6 separate regions of the Mus musculus genome follow, and regions 1, 2, 3, 5 and 6 are each linked to region 4. A link is a loop called in an ENCODE intact Hi-C map of the cell type or tissue named here. Cell type or tissue: heart. All regions are shown on one strand.

Region 1 (4,000 bases), 330 kb after region 4:
GTTCCTTGTTTATAGTTGGCTGCGAAGATCCAAGTGTGGGAGCCTAAAACTAATACAGGTTTTGTGCTTTTATTTTATTTATTTATTTGTTTATTTTAAAGAAAAGTAGTTTGAAGGTACAAATTACTTCCAGAAGGGGATCGTGCAAGGTCCAGACCCTGAAGTTATTAGTATTCAGGTGAAACCTTCACCTGTGCACAGACATCATCATGGGCTCATGGAAAGCTGGGAACAGGCATGTGCAGAGCGACTGGTTAGCTGGGCTTGGACAGTCTCCTCAAACACTTCCATACAGCATTGCCAGGCCACATGGCCTGCCTGCTTCTGGGCTCACAGCCAGTCTGTGGTTTGCTCTGCCACCCCAGGCCAGGCCTCATACAAGTGAGTGGTCCCAGGCGTGTCCTCTTGGAGCCTAGTGATTGAGGGCAGAACCAAGCTGGCTGGGCAAATCTGTTCCACTTTCCCTCATCCCAGTTATGTTTCTGTACCCTGTTCTGAGTGGAGTAGGTTGATCCTTAATTGGATCCCAGGGCCGGGGCCATTGGCTTCCTGTGGGGTTTGGCCAATGGGAGGCACCATCCGACCAGTAGGAGGAGTTAGATATTGGAGCTTTTGTTTCCCCATCTGGGCAGCAAGTTTGCCAGTGGCTATGTCTCCCTGCCCACCCCAACGCTCACTTAGAGTTCTCTCTCAAGGTGGGCCAGCTGCTCTGGTCTCTAGATGTTTCCTATTTATCCCACGGTGCTTCCTCTCAGCCTTGTGTTTCCTTATCTGTGCCCCCACCCCCACACACACCTCTGACTCTCTTGTTATGTGCCATCCATTCCAGATGCCTCCTCCTCCTGCCAGCCATCTCTCCAATCACAGATGAGAGTCTACCTTGAGTTTCTATTGGTTCATTTGATTGTGCACATGTAAAGGTTGAGGGGTGGGGGATATGTTTTCTATCTTCTTTTGGCTTGGACTTCCTCTTGCTCCGGCTTGCCATGTCACTGGGCATTACTGGGTCGTCTCTGTGGATTCCCCTTTTTCTGAATATTCAGAGAGGTTATGGGAGAAACAGACCTTTCTCAACTTCCTGAGTTTGGGAGTAGACAAGGAGACACTATAATTTCTCAGAATCTGATAGACCTCTTCATGGCATATGAAGTCAGCCACATAAATTATGGAACTTAAATAACGGTCCCAGTGATGGGATGGTAAATGCTGAACAACGGGCTCCCTGCCCCCACCCAAGCCTTGATTTGTAGCATCTGCTGATCGCCGTGGTGTAAATATTCCCACCACAGCTAGCCTGGAGCTTCCCACATGATGCGCTGACAGTGAGCTGCGGGGGGAGGGGCCGGGAGGCACGAAGAGGCTACTCAGCATTGCAGAGTACTTCCACACAGACTAGACTACAGGGACTCCGTGGCGAAAAGACTTGTAGGCTGTGGCAAGGTAGGAAGATGTGAATGTGCAGAATTTGCTTCGAATACGATTTACCCCATTTCAAGTTTTCATTATTTGTATTTAATTTATTTTAAGTTATATTAATGGTGTGTTCAACAACTGACTTGCAAGTTTTCAGAAAATTTAGTGATTGGCTCTTCTAAATCAGCATCCTAAGGCTCCAGCACATGTGGATGGGTTGTATTGGCTGGATGGTCATGGAAAGTTTTCGTCAAGGTAGAAAACAAAGGCAAGGCAAAGCTGGCATTTCAGTTGCGCCACCTTGTGGCACCACCAAACAGCACCATATCCCCCCTCAAGACCGCCCCCCCAATCCTCACTCCCCAACTTTGGTCATGCCATGACCATTTGGGAAGACTAAACATCTTGGTTTGCCTGGAACAAACCCTACTTTAGCTCATTACACTGGATTAACTCTGAGTAGCACCCACTTCATAGTCTCAGAAGTGCCCTTGTTTGATCAATAAAGATGCAGTCAGTCATCCAATCTGTACCTAGTAGATTGCAACTTGTTTGAAGGTCAGGACTAGGTTCTATGTTTTTGCATCCCCAAGCCAAGGAGGCTTTTAACTTATGTTTGTCAAAAGACCGGCAAAAGTGAAGGCTATGGAATAAGTTTTCCTGCCTTGTTGGTTATGCTGATAATCGCTAGGGTTTGGAAATGCAGGGATTTTAGAATAACCTGATTGGCCCTGTTATCCCTAACCCATCGTCCTTGTCCTCTCGCATGAAAAGCCAGGCTGAGAGACGTCAGAGCCTCGTCTCCCAGGGAGCGTGCGGCAGCCAGAGGGTGTTGGTCTGGCCATCTGGTACAGGAACAGTTGAGCCGTGTGGGAGCCCAGCTGGCACGGGAATCCTTGGCTGTCCCCGGCAAACAGCATGGGGAGGAGAGCCGTGGGATCAATAGTAATTTCCTTCAGAAGAACGGCGATGTAGTGTGGTTGGCAATGGCATTGGGCTTTCCCTGGCACGGAGGGCTCTAAATGCAGTTGCTTCTCGTAGCTAAGAAATGGACATGCAGCAGTACGATGGGCAGAGAAGGGAACAAGGGTGGGACTTTCCTGGCCTGAGCCCAGGAGAGATTGCCAGGTTGGCTGTAGAAACCAGCTTTTCTTGTGCTTGCCTGTCATTGGTATAGCCCTGTAGACACTTTGAGGCACTGACAGAGAGGAAATCGTGGAAGCTGCAACATTCCCACGGGCCTGCTGGAACATTCCCACCAGCTTGCTGGCACCTCCCAGGCAGCATCCATCCACTCAGCTGTTGAAGGGAAGCATCAGTGTGTTCTGGGAACAGGCTGGGGCTGAGGTGGGAAAGAGGGATCTATGTCTTCTACTCCTCACTACCCAGATAGGAAGGAGCTAGCCCATGTTTCTGAAACGGGGTCATCTCCCCATACAGAAGTAGTGTTGAGCCCATGGTGCTCATTTCTCACTACCAGTCTCAAAAGGATGGGTCCGTCTCCGGTTGCCTCTGGAAAGATGAGCAGGAGTCTTGCTGGACAGGGTGTGGATGCAAGGTGGGGGAAGAGTGCTCTACTTCCCACTTGGAATTGCCCTTAGCTGATGGCAGTTGGATTGATTGCCTTGACCGCCTAACTTCTGGAAAGCAATTCATTCTGCGACTGGTCTATATGGGGGCATGGAAGCACTTGTCATAGTACTTCAATTCTTGACATCTCTGCATCTCCAGACCATTCCGTTGGCTCAGCTGAAGCCTCTGTGAACAACTGCACTGTAGTTTCATGCCTTGCTCTGCCCTTCATGTGGCCTGCCTCCCTCACAGGTGTTCATGAGAACACCATCGCTAAGCTTCTGCAGATAGGTGTGTGTATCGGGAACTCTTTCCTGGGACACCCAACGGAAGCCGGGGTGTATGTGTGTGTGTGCGATGGTTCTAGGGGCAAAAAGAGCCTCTCTCTCTCTCTCTCTCTCTCTCTCTCTCTCTCTGTGTGTGTGTGTGTGTGTGTGTGTGTGTGTGTGTGTACACCTGGCTAAGGACTCCATTTTCTATATACATGTGTGCAGATGTATACTAAGGGGAAATGTCCTGTTCTGTGGGCCACACCCAGGATGCAAACCAAACCAAACCAAACCAAACCAAACCAAACCAAACCAAGCCCCTGGGAGGAGCTTCAAGTCTCTACAGTTGGTGACCAAGGAGATTTCAGGATGGGAAGTTCCTATGGTGGCTTCGAAGGATCACTTCCATCCACCCAGTCAGATTTCTGGCTCTTGTTAATTTAATGGATGCGTTCCTGCAATGGGCTTCATTTGCCCCAACCTCTTCTCTCAGTTGCTGCTGTGTCCATAGGTTGAGCTGGAAGGGAGGAAGAACTGGCACTTTGAAATGAGCTACCCCCTCAGTAGCACAGCACTGTGAGCATATTCCTAAACCCTCTAGAGTCTGTTTCTTTAGCCACACGTGAGTCGGAGATAATGAGGTAACACACATAAATGGTCAGCGTGAGACCCGCCTGCATCTTAAGCACAATGTAGCTGCTTTTCTTTTCTTTCCTCCCCTGTTCCCTGCTACTGGGGAGTGAACT
Region 2 (4,000 bases), 58 kb after region 4:
TGCTCGCTTTCGGTTTTACATCAGAGCTGCAAGTTATTAAAAATGCAGCCAACCTAAGCGGCCCCCGCATGGGCACCAGGGAGGGAGGGACTCGACGGAGGACCTGCCGCCTCCCGAGGGGTTGGGAGGATCGGGAGTTGAACGAGTGGAAGTTTGCAGCCTCTGTGTGTCTGCGCGGGAGCGCGGTCGTCGCCGAGCGTCGGGAGTCAGGCGGGGGGGGGGGTGCTGGGCTGGAAGCTGGGAACCTCGTCTCGGCGTTACCTCGCTAGCAGGAAGGGGAGGGCGGCGGGTTCCCGTCTGCTTTCTTTTTCGACTCGGAAAAGAACTGTAAAAACCCCCAGCCGCCGCCGCTTCGTCTGGCCTCTCCTGGGGCCCGGCGGTGCCTCCGAGTGGAACGCCGGCTTGAGCGTGCGCTAGTGTGTGCGGCGGGCGCCTCGGACCGAGCCGAGCTCGACCTGCCGTCGTCGCTCAACTCCGGAGGGGAGTCCCGGGTTTTTCCTTGGCTTGCCCCAAAGCGTGAATCACGTGGAATAACGGGGGCGGGGGGGGGGGCCTACTAGGAAACAGCGGAGAGCCGGAGATTCGGAATGGGCCAGTCCGGCGACCCGTCAGGTCAGATGCATTGTTTTGTAAATGTTCTTTTAAGATTCTAATTCGACCCCCCCCACCTCCATCCCTTCCCTTCGGGAGGCGTCCCAAGGCAGGTTTTAAGTTCGGAGCCTCCTGGAGCCCTTGTAGACTGCTTGTTTAGGGACGGCGTGGGGGAGCGAGCAGAGCCCTCGGCTCTCCGCTTGGCTGTACGGAGCCTGGTGGGAAGCCCCGATGGGCGTGTGAAAGTCTGCGGCCCCGGGAAGTTGGTCCCACTCGGAGGGAGGGCGACGCGGAGGCTCCAGGCGAAGAGGAACTCGCGCACCGGGCGCGATCCTCGGCTGAGGCGGGGAGGGCGAGGCGGCACAGGGCCAGCGCTTGAAGCAGGCGGGAGGCTGCGCTACGGAGCCGCCACAAACTCGGGGGCTGCGGGCTGCGGCGAAGAGAGCCTGCTATTTTCGAAGAGAGCCTCCGAGCGCCCTGAACGGAGTAGGGCGGCTCGTGGCACGTGTAGTCCCGGCGGACTTCTGGCTGCCCGGCGGCTCAATGGAACACGTACCCACGTCCCGAAGACGACCGAACCTGTCCCCTTGTAGGCCGAGGCCGAGCCAGGCTTAATTTGCTGTTAATGAATCTTTTCCAGAAAGTCTGCGACCTCCAGCTAGACTCTGAATACCCGCGCGCGAAGACGCGCGCCGCCGGCGTCTAAAGGGTGGGGGTTGGGGGAATAGAAAAGCGAAGAAGGAACTGGAGGAGGGTTATGTTTATTTAAAAACAAACCTTAAAAAGAAACCAGCGCGCCTCAAATAGGTATTCGTCCTGCCTGGTTGCGTCTAGACTAGACAGACCGGGGTTTTAACTGTAACCCCCTCCCTGCGCACCCTTATTGAGAGAATGCTAGGGATGAGTACTGCTATTTGGTTCTAAGGTTAGTTCCTTGGACGGAAAAAAAATACTTTAAAATGGACCGGGAGGAAAAAAAATGAGGAAATAGCCCACCCCAGAAGGTGGTGGGTGGTGAGCAGACAGACTTGGGTATTTCTAGCCATCTGACACTTCTGTGGCATTGGAAACGGACACCACCACCGGGAGAGACCGACCTGTACACGGTACTGGATTTTGCTAACAGAATTGCTTGTGTGGAAGGTATTTCAATTGTCGACCTCAGAGACACCTATATGTGGACTCTTGGGGGGAATACTCTCTTCTCGACCTTTCCCACTCCATCCCCGACTAGTTACCTGGTCTGGGTTGCAGTGTCGCCTCTGGTGTTTATTTGGGATTGAATTGTGTCGTGTAGACCTACGCGGAGCCGGGATGATTAATATGCCGTCCAGGTTTAATCTGAGGCTGGCCTTTAGTGTGCGGAGTACACCACCACGTACGCGAATTGCCTGCGGTGGTTAGGGGATCACGCGGGTTTCGGTCACCAGGCGCTGGGCGGGTAGGTCTGGACTGGGGCTCGATCGGCCCCAGCTCTCTCCTTTGAGGCGCTGTCACCAGTAGGTGACTGAGAGTTAATTAGGAAGTGTTCTCTGGATCAATGGGCCGCACAGCTCATTAGCGATTCTTTCCAGCCCTTTGCAGGGCCGGCCTGGCCTCCGCCTCCCACACAGCCCGGGCCCCCGCGGTCCCTGCTGCGGAGAGTGCCGCTGGGAAGTGGGGAGGGGTGGTCAGTGAGGGACAGCGGGCAGGCCAGAACAACTTCGCAGGGCCGTGTGTTGCGTGCGCCGCCGCGAGGTCCCCACAGCCCGCTCTTTCTTCCTGCTCGCGGCCGCCTCCACTGTGTCTTTAACTCGCTCTAGCTCGCTTTGCTGCCTGGCTGCTCCTCCCCGCCTCCCTCGCCTATCTCTTGTTCTCTAAGCACGACGCCTGTGCTCCCCGCCCAGTTTGGGATTAGACAAGATAAAAATAGGACTGCCCAGCGCGCAGAGCTGTGACAGTGCCCGGGTAGCCGGGCTGATGCGAGCGCAAGGGGTAGGGTCTGGGGAAGACTAGCAGGGTGCTCGGGTCGGCCAGATTCTTATTGGACCCTCACCTCCTACCCCGCAGGCGCCGTCACGCTCGCTGGACTCCTTCCGCTGTGAACCGTGCGGGCCAGGGGGACCTGAGCAGGGTCTCCGCGCTCTCGCGGGTGTTGTTGGTGTGCGGGTGATAGATCGGTCTAGACAGGCATGCAGACTCCCTCCCGGCTGAAGGACGGGGGGTGGGGGGCAGTGGAGTCGGCAGCCGACTCCGGAGAGCTGTGAGCTAGCAAGCTAAAGCTAGCCTGCCGACCCAGCAAGCCGGGCTTGCTTGCCGGGTGGAAGGCAGATTGAGGGGGTGTCTCTTAACCCTTTAAGTGCGGTAAATAGTTTAATGGGGGGAGGGACAATGAGTCTTGTAAAAGTGACTTATTAGAGTGGTCTGCGGGGTGGGGGCCTGGGTTCTAGACCCACTCGTGTTTTCCTTTCTCTTCTGTGTGCATCCGCCCATTCTTTCACAAATCGAATGCAGCTGCTCGACAGAGTACTAGCTTGACCTAGTACTCCTGATTCTGGGAACTTTGACCTCAAAATGGGCACCCTCGCCTAAGAATCTGAGTTTCTGAGCAGACTATATAGACCTCTCTGTTTCCAATGGGGACCTGAAGCATGTAGGGGGATACTCAAAGTGAGAGAAGGTCTCTCTGACCCAGACGCCTCCAGATTAAAGCCCCCCCCCCCAGCCTGAGATGCCAGGCCAGCAAATACAGCATGTATGTATTGGTGGCAGAACACAGCATTCCTTGAGTTGTCCATAAATACTTAACCACGAACTTGTGAATAGTTATAATCAGACATGTGGGAGAGACAATCCAAATTGGAGATGGTCTGGACACTTAAAAAAAAATTCTATCATTCGTGTATCGATGACCTAAAATTTACTGCAGCTCACCATAAGTTAGTCTAGTTCTATTCGGGGCTGGATATTGATAGGTAGGTTCCCCTATATAGAATTAACTTATTCCCTCCCTCCTTTCCCCCTTAAAAATGTGTGGCCTAAGGTTCCTCTGTTTACATTTAAACTGCAAAGCCATGCTGGTCAGGCCAGGAAATGAACTTCATTATATGGCTAGCCAAAGAACCTAAGCAGTAGAAAGGGAATCTCAGATTAAGATGTATCTCTGAATGACAAGTGCTGGGACAAATCTAGAGACTTTGGTCCCAATGTCCTAGTAGAAGAGATGCCCAGGAGATAAAGAACTGGACAAGAGCAGAGTAAACACGGGTATGTAAATGTAGACCATGTATAGTGGTATTCTAAAAGAAAAACTGTAGATGTCATGAAACTGGAAAGTGGGGCAGAGTTTCCATGTGTTGCAAAGACAAAACCCATTTAAAGAAGTAAAGAGGGTCACTTGGGAAAGCACAAAAGGCACGCATATGCATAC
Region 3 (4,000 bases), 470 kb after region 4:
CAGTCCAGCTGTCCCACCCATGAGGTGTGAGTGTGTCTCTCTGTTTGGGTCACATCCCACGGAGCTTCCAGGCAATGGGGGCTCACTTAGGTTGTGTAAACGGAGAGGAAAGCGTATAAGAAGCCAAAGCTCTCTTCTGGCATTTTTGGCCTCTTGCCAGGGCAGAATCTAACCAGGAACTGAGGGGAGTGCCTCAACGACAGAGGCCAGGCCAGGACCGGGGCAGGGCCTTGTCCTACCGCCCCACCCCCACCCCGTTCTCCTGAAGAAGCTACTGCGGCGGCGGGGGGGGGGGGCGGCGGGGGGGGTGGGGTGGGGGGAGCTTAGAAGACACCGGAGTAGCATTTCTCCGACCTTCTCCAGTCTTCTCATCTCCTGCCCATCTCCTGCCCATTTTGTCCCCGGAAGGAAGTTCCAGAACTAGGAAGGCCACAGAAACTAGAACCCTTCTCTGCCAAACCTGGAAGGGGAACTTTGTCCTTCTTCCCTAAAGCTCCTCATCCCAGACAAACCCCACCGAGCCTGAGGGCAGAGAATGCTAGAAAGCAAGCCTTGTCTGGCTTCCCTCTCGGCCGATTAGTACGACAGCCCGATCCCATTTCCACAAGACTGTCCATTCTCCACTGAACCCAAATACAAATGATTTCTCTGGGAATTTAGACCTTCAATCTGAAGGCTCTTGTGTCATGTAAAATGTCAATTAACTAAATTTGTTACGCTTTTTCTCTTCTCCCTACCCTGTTATTTGTTCTAGGGATACCACTGTGACTCTCAGGATGGCTTAAGACTCTCCACCACTCACTTTCTGTCCCTACAAAGTTGTACCTTAATAATAGAAAAAATCAATAGAAAGTGGACATCTTCCAACTGGTTACTTTGGTGAGAGTTGCCTTGAAAACCCAAGGGAAAGGGTTCTAGATAGGGAGTCTTCAGAAGAAACTGCCCACTTCCTCTGAGAGGTGACAGTCTCTCTTCAGGCAAATGATGCTGGAATGCCCCCGGGACTGCCCTCAGCTGCTGATGGTTCTCTAAGGTCGTTCTGGGGCCAGCATGGGGCTTTCCCAGAAGACCCACAAGTCCCTAAGGCCTTTCTTTTTCCTGCATTCCAAGTCTGAAAGCTAGCTGCAAGCCCGGCTGTTCACAGGAAGCTTCCGTGACTTGGAGTCTCACATACTCTAGAGTGGGTTGGAACTGGGCTTACTGGAGGCAGTAGGAACTGGATGGAGTAAAGTCCACAGGGCCAGTCTGCTGGCATTCTTGGCAGTTTGAGGCTGGGCCACAGGAGGAGTCACTATCCTGGGGCAGTGGGGCTTATGGTCAGTTGTAGCTGCTGGGCGGGCTTCTCGAAAGCGGGTAACCTAGCTGGAGACCAGCTTAGCTTCCCTGTGTCCCTCCATCTCCCTCAACCCTTTAAAAGCTCAGCGGGCTTCTGTTAACATCTTCCCGGCCTTGGAGAGGGGGTTAACACCAGAAACCCCACTCTCCACACCTCCCCAGCAGGAAGTCCCCCACCGCACTCTTTGACACAGACAAGCCCACCCGACCGGCTGTCGCCCGAGCCCGCCAAGCGTAGCTGATTCTGATCCAGTGTCATTAATTTCGAAACCCGCGTGGGTTTCATCAGCATTAAGGAGAAGCTGGGTTCGCTGCCGCCCCCGCCATCTTCCCTCTCCACCAGTGACCGTGTCCTCAGGGAAGAAGGGGACTTGTGGGCGACCCGAGTTCCCCAAGCAGCGCGATGAAGCCCCCCAAAAGACCCCCCTCCCCTCCGCCTGGAGCGTTGAGTCCTTGGCACTTCTCCGGGGACAACAGGGCGGCCCGGAGGGCAGCCGGAGGCCCTGGCACGGCCGCGGGGTAATTGGAGAACCTCGGAGGCCAGATGGGGGTGGGGATGTACCCTGGGGCTGCGGGTCCCGTCCGGCCGAGACCTTGGAGGGGGCTGGCCGGGCACCGCGAGGCCATTAGGGGCTCGGTCGCTCCGCACCCTCCCTGCGGCTCCGCCCGCTCATTAGAGGAGGCCTGGCCGGCCGGTTCGCCTCCTCCGGCCGCCAATTACCCGCCCTGCTGGCTCCCAGCGCGCCGCGGGGCCAGACAAAGGCGCGGGCCGCGGGCGGGCGGGGGAGGAGGACGGGGGAGGGGCGGGGAAGGGAGGGAGCCCTGGGCGCCCGCGCCTGCAGAGCCGCGGCGGCGGCGGCGGCGAGATAAGGGCTGCTGGGGCGTCGCGCTCCAAATGGAAATGAATCCAGCGAGCGGGCGCGGCGGGCGAGCCCAGCAGCCAGGCCCCCTTCGCCCCCGCGGCTTTAGCTCCACGACCCCAACAAGTCTAGAGACCCATCCACCCTTGGCACCCGGAGTGCCAGCCACCCCCTTCCTCCCTGAGCTGTTGCTGCCCGTTGAGAAAGTGCTGGAGCGAGGGCACGCCACGTGCCTCCCTCTCCATTGCTCCGGAAACCTCGCCGGGAGGGTTGTGCTTAGCTCGGTGAAGCTAACCAAAGCCTTCTAGGCTTGCTTGCTCACCACACCCCTCCTCCCCAGAGCTAGTCTGGCACAGCCAAGTTGGGGGTTTGGGGGGAGGGGGTATAGGCATGGCAGCGCCTAGCCTTGCTGATGGTCAACCCCCCCCCCCCGGGCCCCGCTTCTCTTTCTTTTAATATTTGCAAAATGAGGCTTTGAGAGGCGAAATTATTTTTTTCACAATTCCACGGGTTAGTGGCAGCATCTAGGCCATAGTTCGCAGCCTTCTAACATTTTCAATATCCTGACTTTTCCAGGGGAAAAAAAAAATAAAACGCAACCCGCGTAAATCTTCACTATGATATTTTCAGCTGTCCTTTGCAGAGCCTTTCTCACTGGAGTGGCTTTTCGTGTGAGGGAAAACAGGCTAGGACCTCCCAGCTAGTCACAATGACTTCCGCAGAGGACATTTAGTTCCTCAGGTTGCCTTCTGAAAACCATGGATACTTGTTCATTAATTAAATACAAGATTATTAGGCAGGATATAAGCTTTGGTTTCCAGAATCGGTAAGCCAGGAGGGCCCAGGTTTGGAGCCTGAGTTTGTAATGTGCCCTGCCCTAGTTCTCCTGTCTTGGGGGTGGGGTGGGGAGGGGTGAGGCTAGGAGACTCCTGGGGTGCCACAGGGAATTGCCCATTGTTCTTTGGTGACATCTGTCTCCCTGGCTGCCAAAGGCTTTAAGAGGCAGCTTCCTTTTCAGTCCAGCACAGGGACAGTACAGTGCTGGAACAGTCCTGGTAAGGGTCAGGGAGACTCGAGCCTCAGGGCATGCCTGTGGGATGAAATGTAGACCGCCCCAAATGAAGACAAATGTCCCTCAATAAAGTGCTATTCCCAAGGGTCCTCCTTGCTGTCTGCTGTCAGCAAGGTTTAGGGCTCCTGAGGTCAAGGTCTTCCTCCTAGCCCGTGTCCCCCCCCCCCCACACCGCTCCCAGGCTACTTAGCTTCACACAGAGAATACCCAGTAGGGGCCCTGGCCTCCTCCTCCTCCTGCCTCAGAGAGCAGGCACTAAGCCAGAGGCTGAGGGAGCTAGCCAGGGAAGCTTGATGCAGATCATTCTGTCCTCTCTGGTGAAGCACCACCAGGAGCCAGGCCATGTCTGCTGGAAGAGAGGAACCCTCCTTCATGTGCATGCCAGGGAGAACCTGCCTCACGCCCCAGTTATCGGTTCCTAGCAGTTGCTGACCTCCTCAAACCCTGTCCTGAATCATCTTACACTCACCCACCGAAAAGGCCCAGCCAATGGCCTCAACGCAACTAACTCCCCAGGTGCCCCCTTAATCAAAAATTAAGAAAAGGTATAGTCAGAGGGATTCAGGACCCTTGCTGTGTCCGTCTGCTCCCTTCTCATTGGTCAGTGGGGATGACAGCTATCCAAAGCGACTAGTTTTGACAAAATAAATTAGGTTGGTGACCTATTAGTGAACTGGAGGCAATTCACCCTTAACTAGCCTTTCTGTGGAGGCTCCAAATAGCTCTTCCATGA
Region 4 (4,000 bases):
CTTACAGCCTGCCCACCTTCCGCTTCCCCATCGGAACACGAAGGGCCTAGGTCACTTGGCCGGTGATTTCCTCGGTGCCCAGCCCAGTCCGCGGGGTGCAGTCTCCCTCTCCCTGCCGCTCACGACCCTCTCAGGGCTCCCAGCCGCGGAGGCGCTGGGGTGAAGCCCCCTCCTTGCTTCGTTTTCTAAAGTGCCTGCAAATACAAAAGCGGTTCCGTAATGCCTTCCGTCTGCGAGAGCCGGAGGACCTTGGCTGACCTTTCGGAAACTGATTGCAACTGCCTGTTAACAGCCCGTACTGACCGCACTGAGCGGAGCGGAGGACAATCATTTAAGTGACAGACGGCGAGGTGGCCCCGGCTCAGTTGAGCGGCCTGGTTAAGCCCTCCCCTCCCCCCTCCCCAGCTACTCCCCCAGCTCCGGGTGCACTGCGGGCCGTGGCCAGCTCTCTGGAGAGCGGGGAGGGCGCACCGTGAGCGCCTGTGAGTGTGAGTGCGTGTCTGCGATTATGGGCCGAAGGGTTAACCCTTTGCAGAACGCCGCCGGGGTCCTTTGAAGCCGAGCGCTGCCGGCTTAATCTGCCATTTGCAGAAGAGGAATAAAGAGGCTGCCTTGTCCTACTACCCCTAATGGGTAAACTGTACTCTCTTAGCGTGACCCGGTCACTGTCCCTGCTGCTGCCGAGGAAAGATCTCGACCCTTGGATCTTCTGCCATGGCGCTATGTAACCTCCCTGCGCTTTCCTCTTTTTCCTCACAGAAACAAGGAACAGCGCGGGGACAGCGCAAAGCGTCCAAAGGCTTTAAGGTTCGCGATGCAGTGGACGTGGGTGTTCCTGGTGTTTTCTGTTTTGGAAACTGGAAAAAGGGGAGGTGGGCTCACAGCAGGAAGGGCAGGTGGGGGAGGGGGAGGCTGGTGACAGGGCACCTCGGGCTTCTCTCTCTCTCTCTCTCTCTCTCTCTCTCTCTCTCTCTCTCTCTCTCTCTCTCTCTCTCTCTCTCTCTCTCTCTCTCTCTCTCTCTCTCTCTCTCTCTCTCTCTCTCTCTCTCTCTCTCTCTCTCTGGAGAGATCGCCAGCTGCTCTCCAACAGGCAGCGCCCTGAAATCTATTTAAAGAGAGGGAAAGGGGAGGAGAACAAAGGGGGAGGAGGGGGGCGGCGAGAGAGCAGGGAGGATCCGCCGCTCCGCGGGCACATCAAGCGCTCACATCTGTACACTCCGCGATCGATGGGGAGAATGGATAATATTTGTCAGCTGCAGACCTTTCTCTTCCCGGTTCCCAGGAAGGGGAGGGGGCAAGGGAGGGGGAGGGGCAGGCAGACCAGGCGAGAGAGGCCGCGTCAAGGACAGCGCGCCTCCCGCTGCAGCCGCACGGAAACCCAGTGCCCAGAAAGCCGGCAGATTTTTTTCTCTTATTATCATTATTAATTATTTTTTATTATTCCACAGCAGCCAGCGAGCGCTCAGCCGCGCCCCTCCCCCGCTCGCCTGCCGCCTCCCTTTGTTGATTTTCAGCTGCAAGCGTGGCGGGCCCGAGCCACCGCCGCCGCGGAGCACGATTTGCTCTTGCGCCCTGGGTCGCAGCTGCGGCCCAGGAAGTCAGGGCTCCGCCCCCGCCCCCGCCCCCCGAGGCGCGGCAGATCCTGTCCACCAAGCGCGCGCGCGCGCGCGCGCACACACACACACACACACACACACACACACACACACACACACACACACACACACACACACACACACTCATCGGTGGCCAGCCACCAGGCTATCCTAGCAGTACTTTGCTGCGGCTTTGCGTCCCCCAAAGCCCAGGCGCTGGCTGCCTCGACCAGGAGCCAGCCGTGGGCCGCACACCGGCCTTCACCACCCCCTTCCCCGGCCGCGGCACTCTGATGCCGCCACCCTCACACATGGTCTTCATTTAGCACACTAGCGGCTCGCTTCCTCTCTGCTCTTCTCCTCGGGGCTTTTCAGAGCGAGGAGGGAGGTTTAGAGGAAGTTAGAAACCTTGTGAGCCCACGGGGAAGGGGGAAACCCTCGTTAGCAGTCTGAGCTTCCGAGACGGAGGGGAGCGTCCTACGGGGGATAGGACAGAGCCTAGGTGCCCTCCCCTCCCTTGAATGTTAGGAAGGCTAAGTGAGAGGTGGCAGTCTCACCCATTCGTCCTTTTGCCTGTTAGACCTTATATCGCTAACCTAGTGGTGCCCTCAGCTAGTTGGAGACGGATTGGGTAGGGTGGAGTGGGAGTTGATGGGACAGGCAGTCAACGAATGAGACCTAAGATAGCTCAGACTGACCCAACCGTAATGGCTAGCTCACCAAACCTTTCCCATTCACCCCAGGTTGAAAACCTAAAACGGATGACCCACCAATTGGCCTGGGTCCACTGTGTTGCGGAAGATGGAGGAGGGGAGCTGCAGAGATTCGGGGTTTATTTGTATACCCTCATCCTCCTGCGATACCAAGCCAGCCAGAGGTGGCGTCCCTGACTGCTCTGCGGTCCTGGGCAGGGCAGGAAGCTGGCGCGGCCGCCGACTGGGCAGGCACCACTTGGCCTAGCCCGCTGTTCGCTGGAACTCGCGAAGCACCATCACTCTGAGTTGAGTTCCCGAGACTCCGGCCTGGTCACCCTGAGCTGTTTTCCTCCCACATCGTCAGTTGGCCTCTCTCGCAAGTCTCCTGATCTCCCGCCATCTGCTTTTCCCTTCCTTGACCGATCTCTGGAACTTCGAAATACATTCAACCGCCTTTTCTGAGATTCAAAGTTTTGTGTTTCCCCAGGGGTTAGCAGCCTAATGCTTCCCCCGTTTCCCGGAACAAAGCAAGTATTCAGCCGGGAGGGGGGCAGGCTGAGTATCCTCTCCCAGCAGCGCCTGGCGCCTGTGCAGGTTCAGAACACTCTCTTTTGAATGCAGGTGCCTTGGTGTGAGTGAGTGTGTGTGTGTGTGTGTGTGTGTGTGTGTGTGTGGTGGTGGGGGGGGGGGGGCTTTCTTTCCTCCGTCTCTCCGGGGAGCCCGAGAGGACACTTGTGTTTAGGCGAGGTTCTCACCCCGAGCTAGGAGGGCACACACTCGGCTGTTTACAGTGTGTCTGCTGCTGGAGATCACTTGCCCACACTTGACAGCGCGGGGCACCCTCAGGCTGCCAGATCCTCGAGCACTTCGCCGGAGGCTTTCGCAGTACTGGGGCCAGGGTGGGCAAGGAAAAGCGAGAGGTCTCTTAGAATTTTGAGGTTTTGCAGTCCACAGATCCCCCACCACCACCACCACCATAACAAGAGTCTGGATCGAGTAGTCTGTCAAAGGAGTTTAGGGGAGGAGTGAAGAGCTCACGAAGCGGGGTGAGATTCAAAACAGTCCTTGGGCTACCATCAGACAGCCTATCCCCATCCCCCAGTCCCGGGTGCGCCCTGGACTCCACTCGCGACTCAGAGGTGCCTCTCTCTGGACAGCGCTCCGCAGCTCCACCTGTCTTTGCCACCCTACGCGATAGACTTCTCACCCCAAGCAAGGAGGGAGGGCTACGCTAGCTGTGACCACGAGCGCCCCGGCTTTCAGCCGTACAGCTCGGCCTTAGATCCCGCTCCAGCTCTTCCCTTCTCCCCGGCCTGTGGCCCGCTCCAGGCGCCTCTAGCGCGGCCTGAAACTTGATCCCGTGTCGGAAGGACAGTATGTAAACACCAGGCGCGCTCCGAGAACCCGCGGGAGGGGCCGAGCGAGGGCCGCCCGGGCGAGCAGCTCCGAGGCCCCGCGCCCCCTCCTGCCTGCTCGCCCGGGGCGTGATCGGCAGGGCCGCTGCCTAGCTCTCTGCCTTCCCTGTTGGCTCAGCTAATTGGAGCCGCCGCCACTGTGGCGGCCTCTTGTTGAATTTTCTAGATCGCAACCGTTCAGTCGTGGCTGCCTGCGGCTCCCTTCCCCCTCCCACAGCTGTTATCAAGGCCAGCAACTTGTTGGTGATGGGGACAGTCCCTCCACTGACCCTGGCGTCAGGCTCCGCATTTACTT
Region 5 (4,000 bases), 120 kb before region 4:
GTAACCTTCTGGCATCAGTCTAGATTCCAGCTCCTGAACGTTTCCCTTTTTTTTTTTTTTTTTTTTTTTGGTTTTTCGAGACAGGGTTTCTCTGTGTAGCCCTGGCTGTCCTGGAACTCACTCTGTAGACCAGGCTGGCCTCGAACTCATAAATCTGCCTGCCTCTGCCTCCCGAGTGCTGGGATTAAAGGCGTGTGACACCATGGCCCGGCTCCATTTCCCTTCTTAATTCTAAAAATTGCATTTATGGGAGCTGGAGAGATGGCTGTCTGCTCTTCCAGAGGACCCAGGGTTCAAGTCACAACACCCACATGGCAGCTTACAACTATCTGTAATTCCATTCCCAAGGGATGGAACACCCTCTGGTCACCTCATACGCAGGCAAAACACCCATGCATATAATGTAAATGACATATAAATGTTATATGTATGTTTGTGCTCACGTGCCCCGGCAGTCAGGAGATAACCTGTGGAAGATGATTTTCCCCCTCCACCATGGGAGTCCCGTGCGTGGAAAGAACTCAGGTCCTCAGACTCGGTGGTGGCAAGCATCTTTCCTCTTTCTTTCTTTCTTTCTTTCTTTCTTTCTCTCTCTCTCTCTCTCTCTCTTCTTGACAGCTGCTGGAGCATCCACTAAGTTGGGGTACTGACATGTCGCCTTAGATTAATGAAAACCCAGCCTCCCCTAGGTTTGTAATCACAAAAGCCTTTTCAGAGGTCCTGGATCTCAGGGCCCTGATTATCAGAGGGATCCTGGAACCACACTGTGGGCACTACTGACCTAGATAACCAGGACACACAGCCTTCCCTCCAAGAATCTAGCTCTAGATCCTCCCCCACTTCTATTTTCCTGTTTGAGATCTTTGTTATTTGTTTAATGATTGGATTGTGACTGATGCCACCCAGGAGGCATTGTCCCCAGTTAGAAGGCATGATGAACAAGTCCCCAATCTTGCCTGTGTGGTCTCCAAGATATTAAACAAAAGGGGGAGGGTGCCCACCTTGAAGATCTATGGTGAAAGCTGAGCTCTCTTTGGGGTGAGGAGGCTGGAGGACCTTGTTCTATCAAGGAGAGATTCTGGTGTTCCTGTCAAGTCTGTGAGGAATATTCGGGGATTTCCCCCTCTCTGTCCCTTTCCTGCACCACCAACCACCTCTCTCCCCACCCCTCCTGTGTCACCTCCACACTGCCCTCCACCCCCACCCCCACTCCCCGTGGAAAGTTTACACTGTTTTCAGCCAGGAGAATTGTCCCTGACTAGTTCGTCAGAGAAACGCACGCAGCTGTAGCAAAGACTAAAAATAGTCTCCTCCGTGACCAGTGTCTTCCCACGTCCTTTTCTCCACGCTTGCCTCCTTCTCAGTCCCCACCTTCAGCGGAGGCAGGAAGGTCCTGGGAGGGTGTGAGCCCGCTGGGACCTGCCAGACTCCCTAGTCTCCCCTCCCAAGCAGCACGAGTGTCCGATTCTATTTTGCAGTGACCTCCGCCTTGCCACGCCCAATTCCAGAGAACCCGTATCTCCTCAGCGGGTGGAAGGCTAGCCCGCTTGGGCTGCAGATTTTTCCGGCACTTTAAAGGTTAAACGGGAAGCCTGGGGTGGGAGGAAGAGCCGTCCGGTGCTATGCGCGCAGGCTCCAGGCGGTGTCCCCAGCGTCGCTCTTTCTCCTTGAGGCCAAAGATGGAATCCGAATGCGAAGGTTCGTCTTTCCAGTTAGCTGTGTTGAGCCACCCAGCCAGCAGCGGCTCAGCTCGCCAGAGCCAAAGCGTTGTCTCGCTTGCCTTCCGGGAGGTGGCTTTTTTTTTTTTTTTTTTTTTTCTCAAGCGCGACCTGGGAGTTCGATGTGTGGCCAGGACCTGCCTGGCCTCTCTTTGCCCTGGTATCCTGGGACATGCGCCTGACAAGACCCGCCACCTCCTGCATTTCAGGGGTAGCTTGTGGTGTCCAGTGACCTTTGCCACTGTGTACTGCTGCAGTTTCGAAACAGCAAAAAAAAAAAAAAAAAAAAAAAAAAAAAAAGGAACTTTGCCAAACCACACAAAACTTCAAACCGCACCAGCTCCAACTGGGCACGCCCGGAGAAAGCTGCCTTTATCTGCCCCCTCTCTCCTCCTCTGGTCTCACAGTTGACTGGGGCTGGTGAAAGCCACTGGAACACTTTATCCCTCCCACTCATCTTCCAGCCCCGCGAAGATCCTGGATTGTTCTGGAAGCCAAGCCCAATCCGGCTTCCACCCAGCTGGGGGATCTGAGAGCCACCTGCCAGGCCCGTCACTTCACAATGAGTTTCCATTGTGTGGAAGAAAGCTGGGTGGATTCGAGCCAGCCGAGAGGGAGAAGAGTTGAAAGGTTTGGGTCCAAGAGAGTAGTGAAGGGGAGAGTTGAAAGATTTGAGCCTTGAGGGGAAGGAGCAATCTGTCCAGAGCTTGGTGGGGCTCGAAGACTCCACACAGCTCTGTTTTTCTCTGACCCTAAAGACTTTCTGCTCCTCCCTCAGTGGCTAGCAGAGCCCCCAGAGCCCCTGGGCTGAGACTGCGGCTCCAAACCTACCATTGGGTTTTGAAATCCACCACACACACACACACACACACACACACACACACACACAACCCCCGGGTAATTCCGGGACAAAATTGCCTTTCTTTCCAGGTTTTTCTCTGGAAACTTTGGTTTAGTTCCCTTAAGACCAGAGTCTCAAGTAGCCCAGCCTAGCCTCAAATATGGCTACTATTCAGATTACAGGCAAAATACCACAGGCTAGCTTCTCTGAAAACTCTTAAATGCCCATCCCACAGCAGTGAGCATGTTCGTCATTCCCCAGAGAAAGAGATCTGTCTTCAGGTCGATCTTCAAACTTGCTGGCAGAGGGACAGAAGAGAAGGCTTCACAAATATAACCAATTAATAGGGAGGTAGTAATCCTAGTGTCCATGGTGGGCACGGGGCTGGGAGTGGCCTTTGGCAGCTGACTTTCTCTCTTCCCAGGTGTTTGTGGCACCTCTGTGGTGCCAGTCATCACTCTGCAAAGAGGTGGGATTCTCGCTCCCAAACAAGCAAACACCAGTTCAGCCTTGAGGACGCAGATGACCCACAGGAATAATCGGAAGTCTCTCAGGCTGCTTTCTGCCCCAGTAACTCTATGTAAAACTAGGACTAGGAGCTGGTAAAATGTGAGGTGGCTTCCACTCACAGCTAGTCCTGGGTGCAAACGGACATACCCTTTCTTGGAAACTGCCAGCAGTCTGCAAGGGCCTTATAAACAGTGTACTAGGCAGCGCCCACTAGCCCACAGCATTCCATCAACACCCGGCCCACAAGCGTGGAGTGTCATCAACTCCCGCAGCTAGAATCCAATTGCAGGGAACAGAGAATGTTTCCAGCTATTTTAAGCAAGAATAGGAAATTACTCCAGGAAATTAGGTGCTCACAAAATTCCTGGAAGGCCCGAGAGGAACAGTCTCTGAACTCACAAGACACTACCATTGAATTGGTCCCCAAGATTGCCGCCCTCTCTGCCACTAGCAGGAAAGTGAGAAGCAGGGGAGTTGGGGGGTGGGGTGGGGGCGGGAGCTGCACTGATTGCAGATTGCAGCTGAGATCTAATGATTAGGATCCCATGCCACCACGGCCTTTCTCAAGAGCCACAAGAGCCTGTGCCTCTACCCACAAGAATCAGCGGCTGAGCAATTGCCAAAATATTGTCACACATAACCCCACATACCCTCCCCCTACCCCCAACCACACAGTGTGTCCAGCGACTGCAGCCAGAGCCGAAGACAGTCTGCTTCATGCCTTCCTTCCAAACCTCACACAAATGTATCTAATTGTCAAAATTGAATTCTCATCCGCAGCCCCAGCTGCAAAGGTGTCTGGGAGATGTAGTTTTTAGATTTCCATCCTTCGGAGTAAGAAGGCTTCATAGCACAGGGTTAGAAAGGAGGTGGAGGACCTGATACCACACCTCCATTTTACAGCTAAGGAAGCTGAGGTCCCAAGGAGTTA
Region 6 (4,000 bases), 130 kb after region 4:
CTCTGATGTGGAGGCCAGGAGAGTGGAAGGTCGGTGGAAGACAGGCAGACTTCAGTCTGTAGCCACTGGATAGTAGGTTGGCAGGAAGAAGCTGATCTGCTCTTAAATCTGTCAGCAAAGCCGCCTTGTAAAAAACCAAGCCCAAGAGGCAAGCGCAAGAGCATGGGCTGCTCTCTCAGTACCTGTGATCCACCTGGGATCGGAGCACCCCAGGCCCAATTTGTCCCTATCCCAAACAACAGAGGCCAATAAAGGCTTCGGGGAATCTTGAAACTGGGTGGAGAGAGGACCCCTCCCTCACTTCCCAATCTGCTTCACCAATTGCTTTACTCCAAACTGTGGGCTGATTTCCATTAATCACACTTGGCCCTAATTACCCTGGAGCAACCATTCTTCCCCTGGCCTGGAGCTGGAATTTTAAGGGGCTATTGACAAAGCAGGTCCGTGGGTCTAAACAATAGTGGTAGCTTCAGGAAAAGGCTGGGTGAGGTGTCCATCCCCGGTCCTTTCCATCTACACTATGGAAGTTCCAGGCCTGCTGGTGATCTCCCCAGGTAGGAACCTGAGTTCCTCCACTAAATAGATTTTCCTTTTGTTGTCACATTAATTTGCAACTCATTAATAGTGACAGAAGTGAGGTACTGCAACGATGTCATTTGCATATTCATGAGTGACTTATTATTAAACAAATAAGATTTTCCTATCTTCGCAGCACCCAAAGTAAGGCTGAACAGCACATTACACCGGCCCCGTGCTTTATTCTCTCTTTAATATGTTAATAGATGCAGTTGATTTCTTTAAGTAAATACGCATCTATAAAACAACACGTACTTTATAAAAAAGAAATTTAAATAATAATCCATTAGCAAAGTTGGCAACAATTTAAGAGGAACAACCCATTAATACTAACGCGTGGGAATCAATTTGCGAATTTTTAACTCGGGTGGTGGGTTGCGGACGATTGAGGGGGAGGACTGCAAGTGTTGTGTGAGCTTAAAAAAAAAAAAACATTTTAGTGAGTTTCAGGAGACAAGGACTGAGATCCTTTCCATGTTTCGGGTGCCGGCTCCCCGGAGGTGGAAAACTGTCCGAGTCTTCACCTCCACACCTGCCTTTTCCCTGCGTCCTCTGGAGATCCGAGCCGTGGGCTGACATCTAGCACGTGGCTTTCCACCGGGCCCCTAGGCTGCCCAGCAGCACAGAGTTAGGCGGGGTGGGGGTGGGGCAAGGCCTGGCGTCTAAGCGCCTCTCCTCCCGGGGCTGAGGCTGGGGCTCTCCCCTCCTGCCCTCCATCCCTCGACACCGGCTTCATCACAGCCGGTTCTTTCCAGCTAGGGTCAGGGTGGCCTCCCCCCGCGGTGTCGCGGAGCTCAGGGCCAACCGCGCACCCTTATCTCGGCCGAGTCAGACACTCGCCGCGCGGAATCTGTTGACATTTACTATTGTTCGCAGGAGTCCGGAGCGCCGGGCGGGAGCGAGCGGGCGGGCGGGCGGGGCGAGCCGAGGGAGGGCCGCAAGTGGGAGGCCTGCGCTCCACGTGTGTGCGCGCGCGCGCGTGCTCGCCGGGGGGGTGGGGAGGGCCGTCTGCCTGGAAAATAAAAGTGGCCGGCGGGCCCGGAAGCTTCCAAAGCCGGCTGAGCGGCCCACGCCGGGAATTGAAGTGGTGGCGCGCGGGGGTGGGGTGGGGGGAGGTGGGTGCAGGAAGGAAGACTGGGCAAGCGGGCCGTGGGCTCGGCGGGGGAGGGGTGGGGACAGCTCCAGCCGCACGGCCCCCGGTGACCCACAGGACACAAGTGCATTTGTGCCTAGCCGTGGTAGGGATTAAAGTGCCATACGGCCCGAGCGAGGGGGGCGAGGCGGGTAGAAAACAACCAGCGCGCACAAAGCGCGCATTGTTCCAGCCACCTCCATTATGCCGCGCTGCAGCCAAGAGCCTGTTTCGCAACTGCCGTCCCGGCGATTGGGCGCGCGCGCGTACACACACACACACACACACACACACACACACACCTCCCTGACCAAGGCAGGGTGCACTCCATCGGGACTGGGAAGGGCTGCCCGGGTGGGTTGTGAGTAATGGGGACTCGCGGGTATCTTGAAGAGCTCGGCTGAGCTCTTTATCGGTTTTCGTCCTCGTCTTCTCGGCACTTTTCGTTTTTTTCTGGCTCCTGCCCCGAGCGCACCCCGGAGCGAGGAGCTTCCCCTGGGGAGGAGGCGACGGCGGGGGTGTGAAGTGGAGAGGGCGCGCTCTCAACCGCTGTCACCCGCGGATCGCAGCCCCAGGCGCACAGCGCTCGCCTGCTCTGCTGAAGACACGTGCGCAGCAGGAACGGGGACAGCATCCTTGCTTTCCAAGGAGAGGCTCCGGGAGCACCCACTCCAAGGCTTCCTGGCACTCTGGGACTTCCCCCTGTCGGGAGCGGAAGCTGTGGAATCCCGCACAGCGCTGCCTGGCCTGCCCGGGCGTGCGTGCCAAGTGGGCCAGCTCAGTCTCCTTTACACTAACCACACAGGGCCCAGGCCCTGGCCTCCTCTCTCTGTGGCATCAAGCGCCCTGCTTAAGCACGCTGAGAGGGAATTTAAGCCTGGGCAGCAACAGAAGAAGGTTCCCTTCTCCTTTGGGTGCAGAGTAGGGGGAGGACTAGAAGCCACCCCACTTTCCAGACCCCCTGCTGAGCCCTCTTGGTGGGCAGGTGGGGATCGAAGGCGCCCAGGCTCCGCAAGCTAGCGAAGTCTGGTTTCCTTTACGTTTTACAAGCTATAAATAAACTTCCCCTTGGGCGGATGAGCGCTGCGTCCAAGGGCGGCTTCCCGCCGAATCCGGCGGGCGGTTTACGATCTGGGCCAGGAGCTGGTCTTACGGCGGCCTGAGCCTAGGGTGGGGCGATGGCTCAGGGAAAGCTCAGAGGTCGTCCAGGAGTGGTCGAGTGACCCTCCTCTTCCCTGCGGGGCTGAGGCGCCTCAGCTCTGAGGGCTGGGGGTGGAGCCAGTTGATTTATGAGCCGTCACCCCACCCCGCCCCTCCCGTTTCACTTGTTTTCCTCATCTTCTCTAGCTCAAGCCCTGTTCCCAAAGCCTCACCCCGCAACCCTGCCCAGTGAGGGTTTGGCAACACCGGGCGGCTAGAGCACTGGCCGAGGGGCCCCGGGCGAGGAAGGGGGTGCAAGGGTGTGGGTGAAGCCTTTGGTGTTTTTTCATCCCTCCCACCCCACTCCCGTACCTCCTCCCAGAGCAGGCTAGCCAGCCTAGCCGGACAAAGCTGGGTGGCCAAAAAGCCTGAGAGGCTGAGATAAAGGGCTGGCCTCTAGGGGTGGGAAAATCCCAAGCGTTTGGGGTAGATCCCTGACTTTCTCAAGGTCACCGGGCGGGGGACTGGAACCATTGGCTCATACCAGAGCAGAAGCCATTGCATCAATCAGTTAACACCTTGCAAAGGTCTCCATCTCGCCGCCTCTTTAAGGGTGTTCAGTTTCCCAAGGAAGTACATAAAAGACAGGGCAAGGAAGGCACCGTGGGTCCCAAGACTGCTTTTCGTCATCGAGGGTTTGCTCTGCTTTGATGCTCACACTCACACTGTCTAGGTGGGAGGCCTGGCCTCCAACACACACGTGAGGACGATGTCTGTATGTGGGCCTAGATAGGAAGTGAAGAGTTGGAGGTGACTCAGGTAGTTGGCTACCTTCTTTCCATCTGAGATTTAGGAGAGGTGAGTTGGGAAAGCTCAAGAGAAGGCCCTCCTTAGCCTGGAACAACATCGTCCCTTTGCCCTCTGTTTGTTTAGCGCTTCCACTTAGCCTCCGCAGCTGGTGGCAGAGGGATTCCTGGCAGCATTAATCTCAGGACAGGATCCTAACCTTGATCCCTGGGGACACCCTCTCCCTCTCCATTCTCTGAGCCAAAAGTCACAGCGTACTAGTGCCCTACCACCATCACCTAACCGGACCAGGGGGAAGTTGGGGGGGTCTATAAAAGGGGACCTTTGGCAAGGTCTCCATTGTTC

What was found. Hi-C counts contacts between places; a loop is a spot of excess contacts. Peaks named below come from ENCODE experiments on the same cell type or tissue, not always from the same donor. Only the 100,000 strongest peaks of a DNase experiment are listed, where the experiment ranks them.
Region 1: it touches region 4 in a loop (2.0-fold over the local background); 4 of 42 quality-filtered maps call a loop at or near these places.
Region 2: a loop joins it to region 4, with 4 times the contacts of the local background. A loop is called at or near these places in 18 of 42 quality-filtered maps.
Region 3: a loop joins it to region 4, with 3.0 times the contacts of the local background. A loop is called at or near these places in 3 of 42 quality-filtered maps.
Region 5: a loop joins it to region 4, with 4 times the contacts of the local background. A loop is called at or near these places in 2 of 42 quality-filtered maps.
Region 6: a loop joins it to region 4, with 6 times the contacts of the local background. A loop is called at or near these places in 16 of 42 quality-filtered maps.

Annotation. Positions count from the first base shown.
Region 1 is chrX:11,799,109-11,803,108 of GRCm38, reverse strand. No RefSeq gene overlaps it. Among named protein-coding and RNA genes, the nearest start is that of Gm26314, 49 kb to the left of the region's middle. In heart, a CTCF peak has its summit at 1,681 (motif pointing left); no DNase peak of the experiment used is centred here; H3K27me3 peaks cover 2,066 bases.
Region 2 is chrX:12,075,688-12,079,687 of GRCm38, reverse strand. The region is part of intron 1 of Bcor (BCL6 interacting corepressor); the gene reads left to right. Among named protein-coding and RNA genes, the nearest start is that of Bcor, 2.9 kb to the left of the region's middle. In heart, no CTCF peak of the experiment used is centred here; DNase peaks (open chromatin) are centred at 827 and 2,467; H3K4me3 peaks cover 3,247 bases; H3K27ac peaks cover 2,884 bases; H3K27me3 peaks cover 3,409 bases.
Region 3 is chrX:11,662,882-11,666,881 of GRCm38, reverse strand. No RefSeq gene overlaps it. Among named protein-coding and RNA genes, the nearest start is that of Gm34187, 130 kb to the right of the region's middle. In heart, no CTCF peak of the experiment used is centred here; DNase peaks (open chromatin) are centred at 1,111, 2,031 and 2,411; H3K4me3 peaks cover 1,898 bases; H3K27ac peaks cover 3,619 bases; H3K27me3 peaks cover 1,881 bases.
Region 4 is chrX:12,133,208-12,137,207 of GRCm38, reverse strand. It overlaps a transcript of Bcor not described here. Among named protein-coding and RNA genes, the nearest start is that of Gm46687, 43 kb to the right of the region's middle. In heart, CTCF peaks have their summits at 2,464 and 3,491; DNase peaks (open chromatin) are centred at 327, 1,617, 1,937, 2,487 and 3 weaker places; H3K4me3 peaks cover 4,000 bases; H3K27ac peaks cover 4,000 bases; H3K27me3 peaks cover 3,766 bases.
Region 5 is chrX:12,250,226-12,254,225 of GRCm38, reverse strand. No RefSeq gene overlaps it. Among named protein-coding and RNA genes, the nearest start is that of Gm14635, 100 kb to the left of the region's middle. In heart, a CTCF peak has its summit at 1,631; DNase peaks (open chromatin) are centred at 1,655 and 2,185; H3K4me3 peaks cover 919 bases; H3K27ac peaks cover 890 bases; H3K27me3 peaks cover 274 bases.
Region 6 is chrX:12,004,751-12,008,750 of GRCm38, reverse strand. No RefSeq gene overlaps it. Among named protein-coding and RNA genes, the nearest start is that of Gm34301, 4.6 kb to the right of the region's middle. In heart, no CTCF peak of the experiment used is centred here; DNase peaks (open chromatin) are centred at 1,360, 2,180, 2,350 and 2,880; H3K4me3 peaks cover 2,447 bases; H3K27ac peaks cover 3,072 bases; H3K27me3 peaks cover 3,119 bases.